2 separate regions of the Homo sapiens genome follow, and region 2 is linked to region 1. A link is a loop called in an ENCODE intact Hi-C map of the cell type or tissue named here. Cell type or tissue: GM12878. All regions are shown on one strand. Links, peaks and the distances in the headings refer to the core of each region. The heading gives the core; the rest is flanking DNA. Region 1 overlaps ROBO1 (roundabout guidance receptor 1). Region 2 overlaps ROBO1 (roundabout guidance receptor 1).

The links. Peaks named below come from ENCODE experiments on the same cell type or tissue, not always from the same donor. Only the 100,000 strongest peaks of a DNase experiment are listed, where the experiment ranks them.
Region 2: a loop joins it to region 1, with 5 times the contacts of the local background. A loop is called at or near these places in 1 of 110 quality-filtered maps.

What each region holds. Positions count from the first base shown.
Region 1 is chr3:78,731,540-78,742,333 of GRCh38, reverse strand. The region is part of intron 5 of ROBO1 (roundabout guidance receptor 1); the gene reads left to right. Among named protein-coding and RNA genes, the nearest start is that of LINC02077, 690 kb to the right of the region's middle. In GM12878, for the core only: no CTCF peak of the experiment used is centred there; a DNase peak (open chromatin) is centred at 5,273; H3K27ac peaks cover 665 bases.
Region 2 is chr3:78,825,783-78,836,576 of GRCh38, reverse strand. All of the region lies in intron 4 of ROBO1 (roundabout guidance receptor 1), which reads left to right. Among named protein-coding and RNA genes, the nearest start is that of MIR3923, 680 kb to the left of the region's middle. In GM12878, for the core only: no CTCF peak of the experiment used is centred there; no DNase peak of the experiment used is centred there.

The DNA of each region.
Region 1 (10,794 bases), core at 1,095-9,094:
TTCCTAAGCTTTGTATTCAAATGAGTGTTTTCATCTCTGTTGTTAATGTACTTTGCCAAATGTGCTGAGTGCAGATGAACAGAAGATTAAAGCACATAATATCGTTATGAAAGACAATTGAAGATTGCATGCTTATTGCTACAGTTTTGGTTATAGGAATTTCTAGAGTTCTTTAATGTGGTGGCTTTCTTTGTTGAAAATTTAAAGTACACCTCTCCCAGCTGTGAGAACAAAGACACACCCTACAAAAAGGGGAAATATGTAGTTGAATTATAGCTGCACCTGTATTTTTTTTAAGTTCTTAATTCATTTCTTCTTACATTGACCTGGATTCTGAGCCAAATTTTAGATCCTGGATGATTATAAACCAGGAATATATAAATAACATTTTCTTATTCTCTTACATGATAGGAGAGTCTTTTAGAACTTTTTTGGCACATATTTCTTAGAATCATTTGAAAGAGGCCTTAAATGATGTTTGTCTCTAGTGTTCTTTCTTTTCTAGACATTAGTATTTATATTTAGAGTCAGAAATAAAAGTAGTTTAACTGGTAGGCTAGATTAAATTGATTTACTTCATGTGTTTGAGACTTAATCATATCCATCATTGTTAATAAATGAAATTTTCTTATACAGATGAATCGGAGGACTAAAGTGTTCTTTTGGATGTCTTTGAAAATACCTCACAAAGAGCGATTTTTAAAAATTTCACTACTTTTTAGAAATATTGCATTTAAGTTCAAGATACTTTATTAGGGTGGAAAAAAGAAAATACTAAGATTGGGAAAAAGTTAACACCAAGTATTGAAAAAATAATTATTTTGTTCAATCTAAAAACTAAAATTGCCTTCCTCATTAAGGAAAAAGTTAAAACATTTAAAGTAGACATCACAAATATTTTCCTAGTTTGTTTGTTTTAAAATTTGCCACTTATTCTATGTTTGTTTTCTTAGACAATTTTAATATTTTTATCTCAGCAAAAAAGTAAGTTTGTTATAAATTAGCACAGTTTCTTTGGGTCACAGACAATTGCACCAAGTTCCAGGCATCAATTTCTCATACTTTGTATTGGATTTCTATAAAATGAACCTGGTGGTAGCTGCAGGAATTGCAGGCATAGAGATGAAATTGCTGATCTCTTATGGAGGATGGCTTATAAATAAAATTTATTTAATTGACTATTACAAGCATAAAAACAAATGTGCTTATGAAATAAAATATTAAGGTATTTAATAGTACCTAGGTGATAACTGATGAGACAAGAGCAACTGTATAGTTTATCTTAATATATGTTAAAAATAAGATCATAAATCAATACCATTATACTAACAGAAAATGATACTTTTGTGTATTTATATGAGATCTGCTAATTGACAAGTAGTAATTAAACCTTTTGTTTTAGATTAGTAAATGAATATTTACAGAAACAATAGTATATTTTCAATATCTGTTCATAGTATATATGATATGTTTATTGAATGTTGCAAGTTAGGATTTAAGGCCTTGTATTTAGCTCTTCTGCATAAGTGTGTCATGAAAGTCAATTGAAAAAAGTTCCTTTTGCCAGGCGCGGTGGCTCATGCATGTAATCCCAGCTCTTTGGGAGGCCAAGGCAGGCAGATCACCTGAGGTCAGAGTTCAAGACCAGCCTGACCAACAGGGAGAAACCCCGTCTCTACTCAAAATACAAAAAAACTAGCCAGGCGTCATGGTGCATGCCTGTAATCCCAGCTACTCGGGAGTCTGAGACAGGACAGTCGCTTGAACCTGGGAGGCAGAGGTTGCAGTGAGCCGAGGTCGCGCCATTGCACTCCAGCCTGGGCAACAAGAGTGAAACCCTGTTTCAAAAAAAAAAGAAAGAAAGAAAGAAAGAAAGAAAGAAAAAAAGAAAAATAAGAAATAAGTTGCTTTTTAATCTGAAAAATTTTAAATAAAAATTATTTAAATTTATTTAAATTTTATTTTATTAAATTTAAATAAATGTCAATTTTTAGAGAGAATAATAACAATAGCTATTGCATATTAAGAACTTGCTATGTATTATATGTTTTATATCATCTCATTTTATCCACTTGAAAACACAGTGCCTAAGCTATTTTCTTTACATTAGGGTACACTTATACTTGTCAATTTAGTCTTATGAAGAAGGTGAAGAAGAAGGAGATGATGATGATGATGATAATAGTAAGCACTTATTATAGCACTTGCTGTGTGCCAGGTCCTATTACAAGCACTTTATGTATATTCACCCATTTAATCCTGCCAACAATCTTGTCAGTTACATACTAAAAATTCTGCTAATGCAGTCACTACATCTAAATTGGCTGGTTAGGGAAGAGAGGGCAACCAAGGGGGCACTTGCATTTTTTTGACTCATAACATTTTTTATAGGGTCCTATAGATTCTGCAACATATATAACAACTCTGCTATGCTATCAGTGCAAATTTTGACTCAGGATGACAGTATCTCTTAGTTTCCATTATGAAGTACTGTTTTTAATGTTCAATGATTTGGAGAGATTAGTTCACAGAATGGAAGTTGTGGTGGTCTTGAAACCGGGGTTTGGCATGTTCAAGAACTAGTCCATATTATGTTCAGTATTGAAATCTATAACATAACAAAGGTTTTTAAATTTGAAAAATTGAGTAGTTTTTTAAAAGATGACACAGAAATGGTCAAATTTGGCCAAATATTATAGCTCAGACAACCTAAAATTATTTATTCTGAAGACTAGAAGTCTTACCTAAAAAGATAGTAGAGGTTATCTAAAGAAAACAATTAACTGTCATCATTTGCCACTTAGGAAAAGAAGGATTTATGTTGAAAAGGATATTATAAATCAGTAAGTTATTCAACTGAATATGCTTTGTAGTTATCAGTCCAAATTGTGAGTTAGCCAGGTTCTAATATCATTAGCTGCACACATTTCAAAAGTTATTGTTGAAAAAAGTAAGCAATTATGAGATATTATATAACAAATGAAAAATTGAGTTAAGTAAAATATTATTAATGTAGTGACTGGGGAATTTTGTATAGATATAATAAAATACAGTAAAAACTAACACATTAGCAACACAGTATAAATATTAAGCTCTGCCTAGACTCAATTCTGAAATTTCAAAAATATTTTCTTCATGATAACCTTTGTCGATCATTTATCCCGAATTATTTCATTTTATTAAGAAGAAGAGCTTAAAAGACACTCATCTTTTCATGCTTCAAATTCTGAGCTGATATGAGCCTTTGTGACTTAAGCATTTTTGAATGACTTATATTATTCCTTGAGATAAGTTATGCTGAGTTGTTTATTCTTCTTCCTACTGTCCTTACAGTAGCATGCCACAAATATTCTCTATGTCTACAACTGTTTTTACTTGATTGAAAAAATAATTTAGATGATGGGGAAAGAATTTGTTTGTAAGATATTTATTTTCATCAAAGCTGTTATCCAATCAGTAACTATTTTTTTCATTTCATCTACTTATTGCATAGCTGAATTAAGATTTTATCCATTCTTCTTTGCAAAAGGTAGAAAAAAAATTTACAGCATCAGTATGCTTTAGCATAATGAACAAGTATATTTAGTAGTTTTTTCTTAAGATTTTTACCTTACCTAGGAAAACCAACCATTCTGGTTTGCCCAGGATGGTCCTGGTGTTAGAAATGAGAATTCTATTCCCAGGAAATCTCTCAGGTCTGGGAAAATGGGGACAGTTGGTCACTGTAATCCTAGATGGTTTAAACGAATTGTTTTGTGTATGAGTGATAGTGAATAACAAATCACATTTATATAAGGTAAGTAAAAAATAGCTAAAATATATAGAAGGGTTTTATCTGTATCATTTCTTTCAAAAGCAAGTTAAAGTTTTGAAAATCCATAATGAAGATAGGAGAACAATTTAGTTATGCAGTAAAAAACAAAACAAAACCAATAAACCAAAAATAACTATTTAACGCTTCCCATTCCCATGCTGACGAGGTAAAATTATTAGAATGGAGTATGTCATCAGGTCTTTTCCTAGTCCTTTTCTGCTTCCTGTGTGTCTTTGTAGGTTTCTTTGATTTCCATTGTTGGTGTGATATTTTGGTAAAAAGCAGCTGACTCACATCCCATCCAAATCCCCAGTGCCCTTCAGATCCTTCACAAATTTGGCATTCAGCCCACTCCTTGCCAATTGCTTCCTTTCCTCCCAATTCCCACATGTCTCCTTCCTACGCCATCTGCTTCTCCTCCCTTCCTTCGATTAGTGCTTTCGTCTGCTCTTCCAATTTCTTTCATTGTTCAATGTCTTTTGCTTCCTCTTCCCCTCCTCTCCCCTAGAGGAAATTAACATACTTAATACAGCTGATGTCATAAAGCCCCTTTTCCCTAAGAAGTTAAATTTCTGTTTCTGCAAAATAAATACATAGCTCTGTTGTGTGAAGGTCAAAGGAAACCTGAGTAGTAAACCTGAAATAGATTTTTTTGGGGTTCATCTTACATAAAGTGTCAATGCATATTATGTATTCTATTTATTTTCCAAAATAAATTTTCTATTTGGGATTTAAATATGGTAAGTCAACACAACTTTATTGTACCAGTCATTGGATTGAATAAATGACTTAAAAATAATTTTTCCTGTCTATCTTAATTTTTATATTTAATAATTGAAACACTGGGGATTAGTAGAACAAAGCATAGGCTTGGGCATTATAAGACCACATTATAATTTCAGGTTTCAACACCTATTAAATGCCTGATCTTATGGAAGACATTTGATCTCTATACATTTCATTGTTTCCATCTGTGAAATGAATTGTCTAATCATACCTAGATTAGTTCAGTGTGTCGTTGAGGGAATTCAGCGAGAAAATGCATGTTAAATGTCATTGTAAATGGTGACACACTTAATACCTATTAGTAATGGTGTTCTCTTTATTATTGTTGTTAGTATACCTATTTGAACTCTGAATATATTTAGTCATCTAAATCTTGATGGAAAAGGAAAATCCAAAACTACTCATGCCATAACAATTCCAATTTTCTTCAAGAAGCAAGAAGATGATATAAATGTATGTGAACGAAGATCCAGCTTTCTATCTCCTCTGCCTGTACTTCTATCTATATCTGATTCACCACTGTGAGAATTTTCAGTTGCCACAGAATCACTAGGGGTATTTTGGGTGAACATTATGAGTAAGTAAAGTGTTTAGACTAACACTGAAATTAAGAAACTGATTCAAGTTCTATGTGTACCTTTATTGGGCAATGCTATCATCAACTGGTTATTCCACAGGAGAATTCTGTCCTAATGCCCTAAAGGTACCCACCATGTGTAATGAATCAACTTCTTTCCCATGCATCGAGAACAGTTCTAGTTACGTATTATCCTTAGGGGAATTGAGAAATTATGTGATTCAGATGCAAAGTACTGGTTAAGAAAGGCTGGTTTCTCTTCTCAAGGAACATCCTGAAACTTTCCACACACTTGCAATTTTATTTAAATAATTACACATACACTTATCATGTTTGGACCCTGAAACTAGAAAAAAGAAAGCCAAGCATTTTACACCTACCTGTGAAGTCCAAGCACTCTTTTGAAAGGATTGCAGTAAACTAAAGCATTCTCAGTTCTGGCACACAAATTAGTTTAGATGACAATACAATTAAAAAGATAATTTCAGTGAGCATTGGGTTCTTGCTCTGTCTTTTCACTATTCATATGTTACATGTGCATTTGAAAGCTTGCATGCCAACAGCTTGGTATACCGATATATGAGAGTCTTGGCATGTGGTTTTCTATCTGTAATGTTCTGTTCTTCTACCCACTTTGTCTAACACACTCATTTTTCAGATCTCAAAGACAACTTCCTCAGAGGAGCCATCAGCAAAATCCCACCCAAATACCCACACTAGATTTCTTCTTCCTGTTATCTGTTTGTTTTCCTTTTACCAAGTACTTCTCTTATAATCTATTCTAAATTATGATTTATATATTACTTATCTAATACACATAAAACATATGAAAGTCCACCTGTATTCCTCATGTCTGTCTTATGTTCGAAGCTCATGTGTTCGAAAAAGTGTTAAATGAATGAAATATAAGTCAGAAATTTAGTCTTTTAGGGTACTCAGGAATGAAAAGTTGCTAATTTGAATATATATGATTTTGTTAATTTTATTTCCACATACAATTACGTATTTCTTATCTTACTCTCCGACAAAATGGGAAGAGAGTATCATCCACACCATTTCTTTTTTCTAAAACATGATTTTTTTTGGCTTAAAAATAGGAGATACTACACAAGTTAATTATGTGAGTAAATACATTGCTATAAGTGTGACATACTGATATAGAATCTTAGAGATGGAGCTGAGTTGAGAGATTGTGAATAGGCAAGGTCCTTCGTTTTCAGGGAGAAATAGATGCCAAGCCCGTTGGTTTACGCTGAGTCACATAATGGATTAGTGTGGAGTCTCCCATCGTAAGAGTTCTTCCTGGGATTTTTCCCCTGACAGACTAGATCTGATCAACCCATCTAAAATGACACTTAAATTTGATTACGATATATCTTAACAAAAAACTCAACAACAAAGGGTTTTCATGGATTTATTTCATATAATTTTTCCATTTGTTTTGTGTTCTAAATTTAGTATTTCCTATCTTGGTAACAGCATTGAAAATAGTATTTTAAATATATAGGGTTTAATAAATTTCCCTGCTTATTTATCCGTTAGGTATGGGGATGGCCTTATGTTGATTTAATTATTTTGTACATTCTGCATGTTATTACGAACATATAGAAATTCATCTTAAATGACTGAATATTGGAGGTTGTCACACAATCTCATTCAAAAAAGAAAATAAATTGCAGCAATTTAAATAGTAAGTTAAGCTTAATCTATGACCATCTTGGGAAAGGTCTGTTATGTCCAAAGCACATTTTTGAAACTGCCCTAACAACCAGACCTTGGTCAAGTCTGGTCAATTGTTGAAAATATTCAGATAATGATATCTTCTTTGCCTGTTTATTAGGATCCTTATGAGAATCAAACCACAGTAGTCAAAAGTATTTTGAGGACTGTTGATAACAGCCTCATTATAAAGCGTTATTTTAAGTTCTCCTGTCTTGATTTTCAGTTCATGTTCATTCTACACTGAATTTAATAACTTGGAGAGGTGAAAGATATTTAACTTCAGAAATTAAAGCAAACCTTTTGAATGAGATATTTCGTGGATCAAAAAACCAAACACTTGTAAAACTGTAGTATATCCTGTTTTGATCAATGTATAGGTTTACATCAATATATAAGTCTCAATGTGTAAGATATATACCTTTATGGGCTTTATAATGTATAATCTGCATGCCCATTTTTGTCCAGGTCCTTTGAGACATAATTTTAATTCCTTATAAAGTGCTTATATCTTTACGTAAACTGACTCCAGGACCATAGTCGGGGTGCAGTGTGTTTAGATGCAGAGGTAAGGTAGTAGAGACCAAAGATTGCCAGACAAAATATTTTCTAGTTCAACAAATAATCTCTGGTGCTTTTGGGAAACAATATACTATATATTTTCAAGTTTCATCTAAGTACTATAATGAACTTATATATGAATTAAAGTCCTCAGTTTTGATATCATGCCATGTTGACATGCTATCCTACTTTGACTGTTGCAAACTGTTTGTTAGTATTCTCTTAAATCTCCTGAGATGATTCTGGAGGTTTTTTTTTTTTTTTCCCCCAAATGGATTTCCCAAAAAACAAGTCTTTTGGTTTTATTTGTTTGTTTGAGACAGGGTATCTCTCTGTCGTCCAGGCTGGAGTGCTGTGGTGTGAACATGGCTCACTGCAGCCTCAATCTCCTGGGCTCAGGTGATCATCCCACTTCAGCCATGTGAGTAGCTGGGACTACAGTATGTGCAACCATATCCAGCTATTTTTTTTTTTTTTTTGTGGCGGTGGGGTCTCACCATGTTGCCAAGGTTGGTCTTCTGTAGGGCTGGGATTATAGGCATGAGTCACCACACTCAGACCCAAAACAGTTTTGCATACTTTTCCAAAAGTTAGTTCCACTCACATGTTAGTTTCAGTCAAAGTAACATTAGATGACATAGAGGACTGCCTCACCAAGTATGCCTATGCTGCCTTCCACATGGAATTCCGCCAACTCTTGAAAATCACTGAGATGAAACCTGATATGGTTGCATGCTGCTAGTTAGCATCCATGATCTATTAGTCAAAATAGACCTTCCAGAAAGCAGAAAGTGTCTCAGAAATTGGAGTAATCAGCCAAAAAGAAAGTTGTACTTCATAATTCAAAATAATACAGTATATTAAGCAGAAGTGCTGTATTAAAATGATACAAAATGAACACACATGGTCAAATAACAAACCTGCAATAGGAATTTTGGATTAGGTTGCCACCCCAGCATAGAAAGCAGACATGCAAATGTTGTTTCTTCTCTTACTTTTTTCTTAAAATATATGCTTACACAAGCAGCTAGAGTTTCTTCAGTTTCCAGGCACTTTGATATATCTGATCAGGCCATTAAATTTCTCCCAATAGCCAAGGACTAGTGGGATGTTACTACTGTCAGGGAGCACTTTGTTTAATTATAGGTTAAAGTAGTTTGCCAAATTAAAGGCACAATCTTTTGTGGGTTCATGGATGATGTCCTAAATAGTTTATTTAATTCTCAATGTTCCATTAATCAGATGAAATATTTCTCTAAAATATAGTTTTAGAATTTATCTCAAAGAATTGTTTATACATTTTATCTTTAATTTGGAAAAAATATTTAAATATCAATACTTTTTAGTAATTCCCTATTTTTAAAAAGTTTACTTTTCTAATTGCTTGTAATCGTTCTGATTGCTTATGATAGTATGGACGGCATTTTTTTCTTTCTGTGGACATCAAGCAAAATGAATTGTAATCTTTAAAAAAAAACAAATAGTACATTCAAAAGGGCATTTGATTTTACAAGATATTGTAAACAATAGCCTTTCCTTAAAACAGAGTCCAAAATGCAGAAATCAAAGAAATTTTCTTAAGGCTTTTAGTTTTCAATTATTTTTAATCTGATCACTTTACAGGGGATTGAGATTTCCTTTTCATTACTTGCAATTGGTGAAGATTAACATTATTTCTTCATCTTGCCCACATTATCACTTTTATTTAAATATTGTCTCTCAAAGAATAATTCTAAGTTTTATGGTGAGGCTAATATCTCCTCAATCAAATGCTGATTCTGCAATTCTTTTGTTTAAAGGTTAGTTGCTTTAACCAAACAGCTCTTGGTAACATCTGACCACTTCAGTTTTTATCTCCTTAAAACCAAAGAATTTGATAATATGATAAATTGTACACTTGTAAAATAATCTGTTGTGCATTAACAAAATTACTACCAGATGGTACAGGTTTACTCTTCTTAAATCTTACAAATCGAGGTGATCACAAAGCTTTAAAAGCCTATTGCATTAGAAACAGGCTTTTGTTTAAGTCACCTTTAAGAGCATCATATTGTATGGGAACATTTCAAAAGCAGTTGAGCTTAATCTGTATAATACTGGCTGGAAATAATGTAAATTTGTCTCTTTGAGTGGATAGAGTACAATTTACTAAGGAATCCATGATTTCTTATTCCTTAGCCTATTCACATGCATGGTGTCACTCTTCTCTCACCTCGATATATGACATCACTGTATTGTTCCATGCATCATGTATATAAAAGATCATGCCACATTTCCCCATCTTTATTAGGGAAGCTTATAAATATTCTGATTAACCTTTAAACATTCATGATAATAAGCACATGTTTGCATGGGAAGAGAAGAGGCATTCTTCTTCATAGAAATGTATGTGGGATATTTACCTTACAACATTAGTCCTACAGACAACACATGCAAATATGAAATGTAAACATACACATTGTTTTTTTTCTGCTGACAGTTACATGGACTAATGGCCATTAGGTTGGATGTCCAGATTGGTTAGGCTTAAATATGGGGTGTGCTGGAAGGGGGAACTTCAATGTAATATGCTTAAGGAGGTCCATGGATAGCACCTATTTGTTCTTCCAGCCATTCAGTTTGGGGATCTATACGTTTTAAAAATATTGTGAATTTGTAGTTTATGGCGTGAGAAGCAAAGAAAATATAAGCTGTTGTTCTCTATCTCAAAGAAAGCCCTCTATAGAAGCTTTACTTTGGATCTATGTAGAATGAGCTTCAGTGTACTTACCAAATGATCTGGAGCAAGTTTTGATACTCTCAGAGCCTTAATTTTCTAATCCAAAATATAGGAAAATACACCTTGTGAGAATGTTTTCGACGTTAAAAATAATGCATGTAACAATGCTATGTATATAGCTGGTGTTGGTATATCACAGTTCTCATTAATTAAAACAATACCAGTAATACAGATTGTTGCTTAAATACATTGGCACATTTATTAAATTGACCACAGATTCACTGATGCATTTTTCGTGTACTGCAGGAAGAACTGTCAAAAGCGGTTTACACACAGGACATAATGTTTTTCAGATGTTAAGCTTTTGCAATTCTTAAGTTCTTTAAAATTTCTATAGAAACACCAGAGAATTTAAATACATTTGTTATTTTAGTATGGAGTGGTCAGAATTTGAATTTGTCTGCTATAATGCAGTATAAAATAGTGTGCTTTTCACATAAATTTGAAGATATTCAGCATTTTTTTTCAGAAGAGATGACTGAAATCATAAGAATTCTGTATGTCCAATCTCTTAGATTGTGAACAATTCTGATAGTGTACTTTCTATGTAAGTGCTGT
Region 2 (10,794 bases), core at 1,606-9,605, 94 kb before region 1:
ATACCTTCTAATGGAAACTATTCAATAGGAGGGATTTTATGTTTTTTGAATAATTTTTTTTTTTGGAGACAGAGTCTCGCTCTGTGTCTCAGGCTGGAGTGCAGTGGCATGATCCTGGCTCACTGCAAGCTCCACCTCCCAGGTTAACGCCATTCTCCTGCCTCAGCCTCCCGAGTAGCTGGGACTACAGGCACCCGCCACCACACCCCGCTAATGTTTTGTATTTTTAGTGGAGACGGGGTTTCACCGTGTTAGCCAGGATGGTCTCTATCTCCTGACCTCGTGATCCGCCCGCCTCGGCCTCCCAAAGTGCTGGGATTACAGGCATGAGCCACTGCCCCCGGCCTGAAGAAATTTTTAAATGGTAAGATTCATAAAAAGATTTGTAGAAAGCTTTGAAAAAAAGCTAAGTTTCTTTCTTATAACTGGAATATGAAAATTAAGGCATTTCTAAGTATTGATTTACAAATTTTACCATTAGGCATATTCTGTCAATCTTTGACAGAGTAAGAGACATCAATTGATTTAGGCAGCATTGTCCAATCATGTATTTTATCATTTGATTTTACTAAAATCCCACATCACTAATTTGTGTACTATACATTTGGTGTAACCCAGTTGGAATAATTCAATTCCATGACAAAATAAGTGAAGTAATTTAAATTTTTCATTTAAGTGCTTAAGGAAAGTATTAAGATGATATGGACAATGTCAGCCCTAACAGTACCATTAATTAGACTTTTGCTTTTCTAAGATAGGAATAATTTTAGTTGAAACCCTAAATATATGACTATGGCTGTAAAATGTTCAATTTGGCGGTCTTACTACATTGAGATGTAGAAGATGAATATAGCAGTTAGAAAATACAGTGAGTTATGCATTTTTCAGTCAATTAAATGTAAGAATTTATAATTCATAGATTGATCATTTTTTAGACAAATTGTCTGCTTAAAACTATGGATATATGCTTTCCCAGTAGGATTTTTACCTAGAAATTACTATTTTGTAATGCAATCTTAAGCACTCCCTATAGGAAATTTAGCAGACAACATTGTAATGTGAAGAATATAGGCTACTGTGTCATAGCAATGTCTTACTTATTTTCATTTGGAGACATTAATAATGTTGCTTATAAACCTGTGGCACTGAATCACTGTCTTTTAAAAATGTAATGTTCAGGTGTCTTGTCTGCCAAGTTATAAATTTCATCTCTGAGTGCTTTTCTGTGTCTTTACTAGCAAATGCTTATCTTGGTGTTTTCTTGGGATAATTTACTTTTCTACTGATTGCCCTTTGTTCCATCTAGAAAGCAAAATAAGACAACATTTGGAGAATATTATTAAATACATAATTTGTAATGACATTACTCACAGAAGAAAAAATATTTTAGTTTCTTGACGTGTGGGGCTTGAGGGAGTGATTGTGATGGAGCCTCCTGTTCTGTGAGTAATGAAAAAACTAGATGACAAAAACATCTGTTTAATATAGAATGGACATTGATTCATCTCTTGGCTTCCCTCTGTTATGAAAGTCCGTCGAAAATGGAAAAATCCCACTAGTAAAACAAATTTAAATGTATTGTTATTAAAGGTGTAGTTGTGGACTCAAGTTGGACTCTACACTTTTTAATTTCATGTCATTATATAAGCAAAAGTTTACATTGTAGAAAAATACTTATGTCTATAATCAGTATGGAAGAAAGAAATTTCTGTACCAACTGTTTAGTGCAACACGATTGTAGTATTATGGAAATATAATCCTTTAAGTAAAAATTTTTAGACCTGCTTTAAAAAAATGAAGTCAAGAATTTGGCTACTTCAGTTGAAAACCAGGTCAACCCCTCAGGTCAGCTTGGTTAGACAGTGCCTAGTAACTCAAGGCCGGATAAAGAAGATTGTCAGTAGATTTAGCAATATTTGTCTTTTAAACTTGGTTTATATTTTTCAAAGAAATTAGCTTGTCTCCATGTTAATAATAGTTCTGATCATTATATAGCATATGCACCCTGATGATGAAATGAATACATATTTGTGGTTTTGATGTTAATATGGAAGTGCTGGAGATGTATTTCTAATAATCAAATATGAAAAGCTCACTTTATTGCTGTCTTTTCCTACATCTAGTTGCCTGCTCTAATATTTGTATTTACTTCCTCTGACCCCCGCACCATCAAGTTATTCTTTCCTTCTGTCCATTCAAACTCTCACTTCCTGTTAACTTTCTTCTAGTAAATACACCTAAGCCGTTCCCACCAAAATAACTTCCTCAAGAACAAAATTTATTCCCAGATTCTCTTTCTCCCTGTGCCCCTTCTTTCTCTCCTCTTTATTAGGACTTTTTGAAAGTTTAGTATATCCTACTTATTTTAGATATTAGCCTTCCATTATCTATAAAAACTGCTTTAATCTTGTTTCGGTCAACACCACTTCATTGTATCTCTTCCTAATTCATTCACTGTTGTCCTTCTCTTTGTAGTACATAAGCGATAATTTTCCATTTCCTACCTTACTGGATCTCCGTACTTTATTTTGAACTTTCATAATATTACTTTGTCAGATTCTGTGAGATTTTATTCTCTTAAATAAGCTTCCCATCCCCTTCTCTCTGCTTATCCCAGAACTGGTGTTTGCCAAAAGTCTGAATGTAGCCCATTGTTTTGTTATTGTTTTATTATTTCTTGTTGGTGCTTTTACTCTGAATATTCCTCCTGGTTTGACTTGTTCAGGATCAGAATGCCAAATATCATGCTGAGTTCTCTTCCCTCACCCCTCAGTTCTTTCTGTGTAGTCTCAGAATTTTTGTACCTAACTGCCTACTGCTTATTGGTCATTTCCACCTTTATTTACCATAAGCACCTAAATCATAGGTAAATGTATGGAACATTAATTGAAGGCCAGGCTCAGAACTAAGTACTTTATGTGTTACTTCATTGATTCCACACAACAATCCTAAGAAAATATCCTGGATTCTCTTTTTCCCTGTCCCCCTTCTTTCTCTCTGCCCCCATTTCTCTCCTCTTTATTGGGACTTTTTGAAAGTTTGATATATCCTAATTATTTTAGTACAATTAAATATATTTTCATTGTTTTGTATAATTAAATATCTTTCATTGTTATTTGTTTTATACAATTAAGATTGGTTTCATACAATTAATTTTAAAAAGATTAAATCTCTTTTTCTTCAGTATTTTTTATATCTGTTGTGAGTGCAACCACGTATCTGGCCCACTAAGCTAAAAACGAAATAATCCTTGACTTTTCCCTGACTGCACTTCTGTCCTATTCCCCACCTCTAATTAACTGTGAAACACGGCTTACTTTATGAACTAGTTTTATGAATGATTTCTAACCTTTTTTTTCATCCTTATTTTTCATTGCCGTGCATTGAGCCCTTATGATCTCTCATGTGGACTATTCTAACAGTGCCTTCACTGATATCCCTTTGAAATCAATCCTGCAGAGAGTGGCCACCGTGATCTATCTAGAATGGAAATCTGACCACATCATTTACTTGTTTAAACATTTGGCTTCTAATTACCTACAGGATAAAGTCCAAGATCCTTAGCATGCGATGTGAGGCCCTCCGTTATCGTGCTCCTGCCAGATCAATGGCCTCCTCTCTAGTCATCCTATACTTTCTAGCTTATTGTATATTAAAACTAAACTGTTAATGGTTTGCTGAATACAGCACCTTGTTTCTCTGCTCTGTGCTTCTACTTGGGTTGTGCTCTATACCAAGAGTGCCTCCTCTCACCTTTGTATTTCCTTTTGGACTTTTCACTGTTATCCTCAAGAAGTACCTCTAAGGTGTTCTTCCTACCTAGCCTAGTTTTTTCTACCAACCTAGTTCACCTAGTTTCCTGCCTAACCTCGTTAGATATCACTCTTCGCTGCTTCAAGAATACTAAAGCAACACTCCTGATATTAACCTACTACTCAGTTTTGTGTGGCAAAACAGAGATCACATCCTATTTGTCTTTGTGTCTCTGGCTGTTAGCACAAAGTTAGCACTTAATTCATGCTCTACAATGTTAGTTGAATAGGTGAGTGACAGAGTTTGTTATCCTCAAGCATCACTGTTTGTTAGTGAGAGGCAGATGTCAAGTAGCTCATGACGTTACCCCTCTTCTGAGTAAAGGAAAAGGAGTAAGATACACCAAGGTCTCTGTGGCCCAGTAATTTAGGCTGAGATCTGCTTTAAAGGCGGAGGCATATACACCTGCATAAATATCTATGTTTACACAAAGAGCAAAAGATGAATCAAGGAAAATATTTTGAGTTTAGAAAGGAAAGAGACTGTGGAGAAAGGTTGAGAAAAGAACCAGCAATTTAAGATGTGTGTAACATTGAATTATCATCTATGAGTTACTGAATGGAGAAAATGAATCTCTTTCAAATGAATAGAAAGATGGATGAGGATCTTTGGGTGACTCTTTTTTGTTTTGAAAATTTAAAACAGCTTCACAGGTAGAAAAAAATAATAAAATTAACCCCCATGTGTGCATTACTAAGTGTTAACAGTTACAATATTTACCAAAGTTGTTTCATTTATCATTTCCTCATACCTGATATGGTTTGGCTGTGTCCTAACCTGAATCTCATATTGAATTGTAGCTCCCATAATTCCCATGTTTTGTGGGAGGGACCCAGTGGGAGATAATTGAATCATGGGGACGGGTCTTTCCTGTGCTGTTCTTGTGATAGTGAATACATTTCACAAAATCTGATGGTTTTATAAAGGGGAGTTCCCTGTACACCCTCTCTTGCCTGTCACCACATAAGATGTGACTTTGCTCATCCTTTGCTTTCCACCATGATTGTGAGGCCTCCCCAGCCTTGTGAAACTGTGAGTCAATTAAAACTCTTTCCTTTATAAATTACACAGTCTTGGGTACATCTTTATGAGCAGTGAGATAACAGACAAATACAATACCACACACTTTTAGTGAATGGTTTTGAGTGGTGAATTAGTCACATATAAACTATCTCATGTCATTTTCTGATAGGTAGGATAATCTGCTATCTCCTCTGTACTGTGCACAACTGAACATCTGTGCTGTGTATTTTATTAGTTAACAAATGCAGTAGGAGACACAGAGAGTATAATGGAGATGAATTCATTTAATATCTCTGACATGCAGTTTACAATCAAAATAAGTACCAAATAAAAACATAAACTACTATTTGCAGGATTTTTTTCCACTTATATATTTATGTATTTATGGAAGAACTTGTAATTTCATTTTTTAGGCAGGTCAACTTTGGTATTTGTGTCACCAAACCTTTACAAGTAATTATTATTGTTTATATCAGAGTTTCCCATTTGTCTGGGAAACACTGAATATGGCTTTAAAACCCAGGGTTACCGGCCGGGCATGGTGGCTCATCCCTGTAATCCCAGCACTTTGGGAGGCTGAGGCGGGTGGATCACGAGGTCAGGAGTTCGAGACCAGCCTGGCCAACATGGTGAAACCCCGTCTCTACTAAAAATAGAAAAATTAGCCAGGCGTGGTGGTGGGAGCATATAATCCCAGCTACTCAGGAGGCTAAGGCAGGAGAATCACTTGAACACGGGAGGCAGAGGTTGCAGTGAGCCGGGACCCTGCCATTGCACTCCAGCCTGGGTGACAGAGCGAGACTCCATCTCAAAAACAAAAACAAAAACAAAACAAACAAACAAACAAAAAACACAAAAAACAACAAAACAGAGTTACCAAAGTAGAAGCTGTGGAGTGGTAGTTCATCAGTAATTATCCAAGCCGTGTTCTAAATCTATTTCTAGATTTATATGCTGGAAACTTTCTGCTAGAAATTCATGAGAATTTCTTTTCCTGTTGCCTCTACTAATTCACAGATTAACATAATGAGTCATAATAATCCCCACATGTCGTGGGAGGGAGCCAGTGGAAGGTCATTTAATTATGGAAACGGTTTCCCCAATCCTGCTCTCATGATAGTGAGTTAGTTCTCACAAGATCTGGTGGTTTTATAAGGGCTTCCCCTTCACTGGGTTTTCATTCTTCTCCTTCCTGTCGCCATGTGAAGAAGGATGTGTCTGCTTCCCTTTCTGTCGTGATTGTAAGGTTCCTGAGGCCTCCCCAGCCATGCTGAACTCTGAGTCAATTAAACCTCTTTTCCTTACAAATTACCAGTCTTGGGTTTGTCCCTATTAGCAGCGTGAGAACAGATTAATACAGTGGATTATAATCTCCAGGGATTCTTCCATCACAGGAGTATGCAACATACATCTGTGTTCAAGTCATGAAGTAATATGGTCAGTGATGAAAGAAACATCAGGAGAGAATATTCTGTTTATGGTAGTGGGCCTTTGTTCTGTTATAATTTGATGCTGAGAAATGTAGGGGTGAACCTTTTAACAATTTAACAGAGACCAAGAGGCAGAAGAGACACATAGAAAGAAAAACGAGACTGGCTGCATGACTGAGCTTTTGTCTCTAGCCATCATGGGCGGATTTGTTTTTCTGACTTTTAATAGAAATTGGATGATGATTATACAAATCCACACTTGGATTTGTGTCACCTTTATATTTACAGCCACACCACACCTATTACGGCTATATAAATTGGGTAGTAAAACCCTGTAAAATTCACCCATAAGTTTGTGTTTATTCATCCTGCCCAATTTCTCTGTTTTTATGTTTTTAAAGCCCTAAGAAAAGGACAGTTTTAAACATGCCAATAATGATAACAAATATTTCTAGATTTCCATCATGAAATATGTTCATACAGCCTGGTCCTTATTTACCCATAGAAACAAGTCACACAACCAACTTCTAACCAGTATTTCTCTTTGTAAGGGAGAATTAGAACTCTTATCTACAACGCTTTTCTTATCTCAAGAGGGAGCATTATGGTTTTCTTCAGGAGTGGAAACAGGCACAAATCTCAGGGCCCATTCAAGAGAAAACAGTAGAGGGGGAAATCATTAGTTCCTGTCGACATAGCCATATTCACGCTATCACAGATCTCCCCTCATGTTGCATGGTGGAGGGGGATGCAAACACACTGACTAGCTCTTATTAGCTACTACACAGATGTCTTGAGGGCAGAAAAATGGACTAGAAGCAAAAAAGGTACAAGACCAAGGCCAGACCAAGCCTACAGAGCTAATCTTGAGCTATCCCCTTAGATTGTGAATGATGCCACTAGTAAAGACAGAAAAAAGAATCAATGAAATTTAACAAGTGTATCTGTAATATATTTTGTTTTCCAAATATATTAAAAATTACACTTGCTTTTTAAAAATGACAGTGTTATAATAACTGTAATTCTTCCGAGATAAAAGGGGAAAAAGCCCTTTTCACTTCATCAAGTATTTATCGAGGACTCACTCTGTTTCAGACACTGCTAGTTTTTTAAAGGGAATTAAATTAGACAATGTAATTACAAATTTATTATCCTACATACTTGAGATGGAAGCTTAATATTATGTTTTTATTACATGACTAAAATCACTAGAATATTCAGATCTTTCTTAGTGTCTTTCCTTACCCGGCTGCAAACCACTGTGCTCTTATGTCATTGAACTTTGCCTAACGGTGCTCTGTAATCTACTAAATGATTCCCTGAGAAACATTCCACACCGCTTCTAACATTAAATAGTTTATTATGAGAATATATGAAAGTTTTTTTTCTATAGTTAGCTAGTTGGTAAACTGCCAGGTTGCACGATTTATATTAGGTAATATTTATATACTTGATTTGATGTATTCTTAGGTCAGGAGCTTTCCCAAATGGGGAGCCACCTATAATCATGGAAAGAACAGGAGACACCAAGATTTCTGACATCCTTCTATGCCTAACAAGCTGTTTGACCTTTGTCAAGGGCAACAGTTTGCTTGTCTTGAAAAATGAGGAGAAGAGATCAGAAATATTCTGAGATCCAATAATGGTTACAATATTCCATGATTCTGACATACCCAAATGATCAAAATTATGAGATTGTGTACTTTGGGATTGAATAGAAAATTTTCATTTCTTTGTAATTAAATTCACACACCTTTCATTATCCCATTTCTATGATGGAAACATTTGTTTTAGGGTTAGTATGGTAGCGTGAAACTTGCCTACCAGTAAATTATTGTTCTTATGCTTGGATACATGCAAGATTTTCCTAGGTCATTAAGCACACACATTTTCAAATGAAGACTACAGCAATAAATTAATGTATTCTAGCAGTGCAATCTGTTCCACTGACCACCTTTTGCCCTATTGGAAATTCTCTGGAGCTTGTTAGAAAATTGGCCTTTAGACAAGATAAAACTACATTCTGGAAGATTAAATATGTGTAACATGGAACTAAAAAATGCAACATCAGTGAAAATCAACTTGCAGAAAATGAAGTTTATGCTGAGAAGAAGAGGAAGTAAAATTAATATTTCAGTCAGATTTCTTAGATACTGGATAAGCTAATCTACCTTCCCACTTTCCACACTGAAACTTCTCTGATTATACAAAGCAAACGAATCTAGCAACAGAGTTTGGATTTACTTTAAACATTTGGGTGGTATACATTAAAATGTTAATAGTATCTGTTTTTATTTTTTCTTAAATTGAGTCTTTCAGCATCATTTGATGGTTAATATTATGTGTCTACTCGGCTATGCCATGGGAACCAAATATTTGATCAAACATCAAAGTAGATGTTACAATGAAAGTATTTTTCAGATTAGATTAACATTTAAATTAGTAGACTTTGGTAAAGAAGATCAACCTCCAAATTGTGGGTGGGCCTCATCCAATCAGTTGAAGGCCTGAAGAGAAAAGGACTGAAGTTCCCTTAGGAAGAGAACATTCTGCCTCCAGACTGTCTTCAGATATGAGCCGCCACATTAGCACATTAGCTCTTCTCTGCGTCTCCAGCCCACTGGCCTATCCTGCAGATTTCAGAGCTTCGAACCCCCACAACAGCATGATCCATTTGTTTAAAATGAATCTCTCTACAGATAGACAGATAGATACACACACATGAACACAAGCACACACACACAACACATTCTTTTTCTCTGGAAAACCCTGAGCAGTATACACTAGAAAAACATGATTCCACAAATAAAGATTGTGGAATATTAGAAAGACCACTGGCATGCACCTGCTATATGAACTTGGATTAGCCTCTTTAACTTTAGAAGCTCAGATTTATTATTTATTAATTTCAGAGATTGAACTACATTTGTAAGTTTTTAGCTTTTTTATTCTTAGAAACAAAGTATTATGGTGTAGTGAAGTAGACTATCCCTTATGTTTTCAAATGAAAAACAGATTTACATATAACAAGACAAGAACTTCCATTCCAAGAAGGCTAAAATATATAGTTTAATCATACTTTGCTGTTTAAACATAGTATTTAGCAGTATTTCCCCACAATTTCACATAAGTTCTTTTATTCTTTTCCTACCCAATTGAAACACATGGATTGAGTATTCTATATTCAATTGAAATTAAAATTAACTTTCTACATGTCTATTTTAGATTTATAATTATATTTGAGGACTATGTTTATAACTACTAGTCAGCATTTAGTTTCCTATTTCCTCTTTGTTTTATATAATATAAATAAAATTTAAGTACGTATAAGTATGTATATGCAAAATCATATGTTAAAACAACTATAGAAACATTGTTGTCCAGTAAAGATGGCAGCTACCAAATTTGAAACATCAACTGTCAGGTTGTGTTACCAGAAAGTTACTTCAGCTGAGGTCCCAATGTTTCAATTCACAATACAAAAACAACTGGAGGGTGTCAATACCTAATGTATAAATGTGTAGGTTGTATAAGAAACAAATATATCGAAGTGATAACTATAATAAACTGCTGTGGTTGAAGCCAGGATTGGAGAACTAGATCCTGCCCTATGCATATCTATCCCTTTACTTTCTTCTTCATAGCAACACTTGAAACAATTCAATGGAACATTTTGCTGTCCAAGAAGCATAGATTCTAAATAGCCTCCATGGTCAATTTCAACTCTTACATTGATTTCAGTAGGGTTGTTGGTGAAGGCAGTATTTTATGCAACCATCTCTCGCCTTGTACACTAAGCAAATGCTTATGCCTCTCTGACTGATCTCTAACATCAGGTTTTTCCACCGAAGTTGAACTGTCCTGAAAAGAATCTCCTTTCCTCAAAAACTATTAATTTTAGTCCCAAATCATGGCATATTATGGCCTCAAAATGAAGCAAATTACAGAGCTAAAACCATTTTTGAGAAAGACGATTCTGTAATGGTTCAATAAACAAAAAGTTCATTTAAGCAATAATGTGCCAGTACACACTAATTATTCTGTAGAATATAATGTGCGTTCTATATTTATTGCAGGATTACATGAGACTAAAGGAGTAATGCTTACAAACTAGCTAGTCTTTTCTGAATCTATTACTGAAGCAGAGTTCCTTTATGTCAGATGATGTGCTTCTGGAAAATTTAATTTGGCTCAAACAACTTCCTTAATGAATTACAGCTGACTTAAGATTTATCAGGGAAAGTAAAATATGCTATAGCTCTGTGGCCATACTACAAACAGGGATATGAGTATGCTGATTCAGAGATTTTTGGATATCTGAGATGGTAGGCATTATGTTTTGAATGTAGAATGTTTTCTTCCAGTAGTAACCACAGCAAAGTAATCTTTGTGAATACTTCAAGTCTTTCAAAATCTTAGCAGGAGTCATCATTCCTTTTATTTAATGAAAATCCTTGGGATATGACAGATTTAATTAAGGCATTGAGATTGAACAGTATCAGCACATTTTATATGACATGATTGTCCC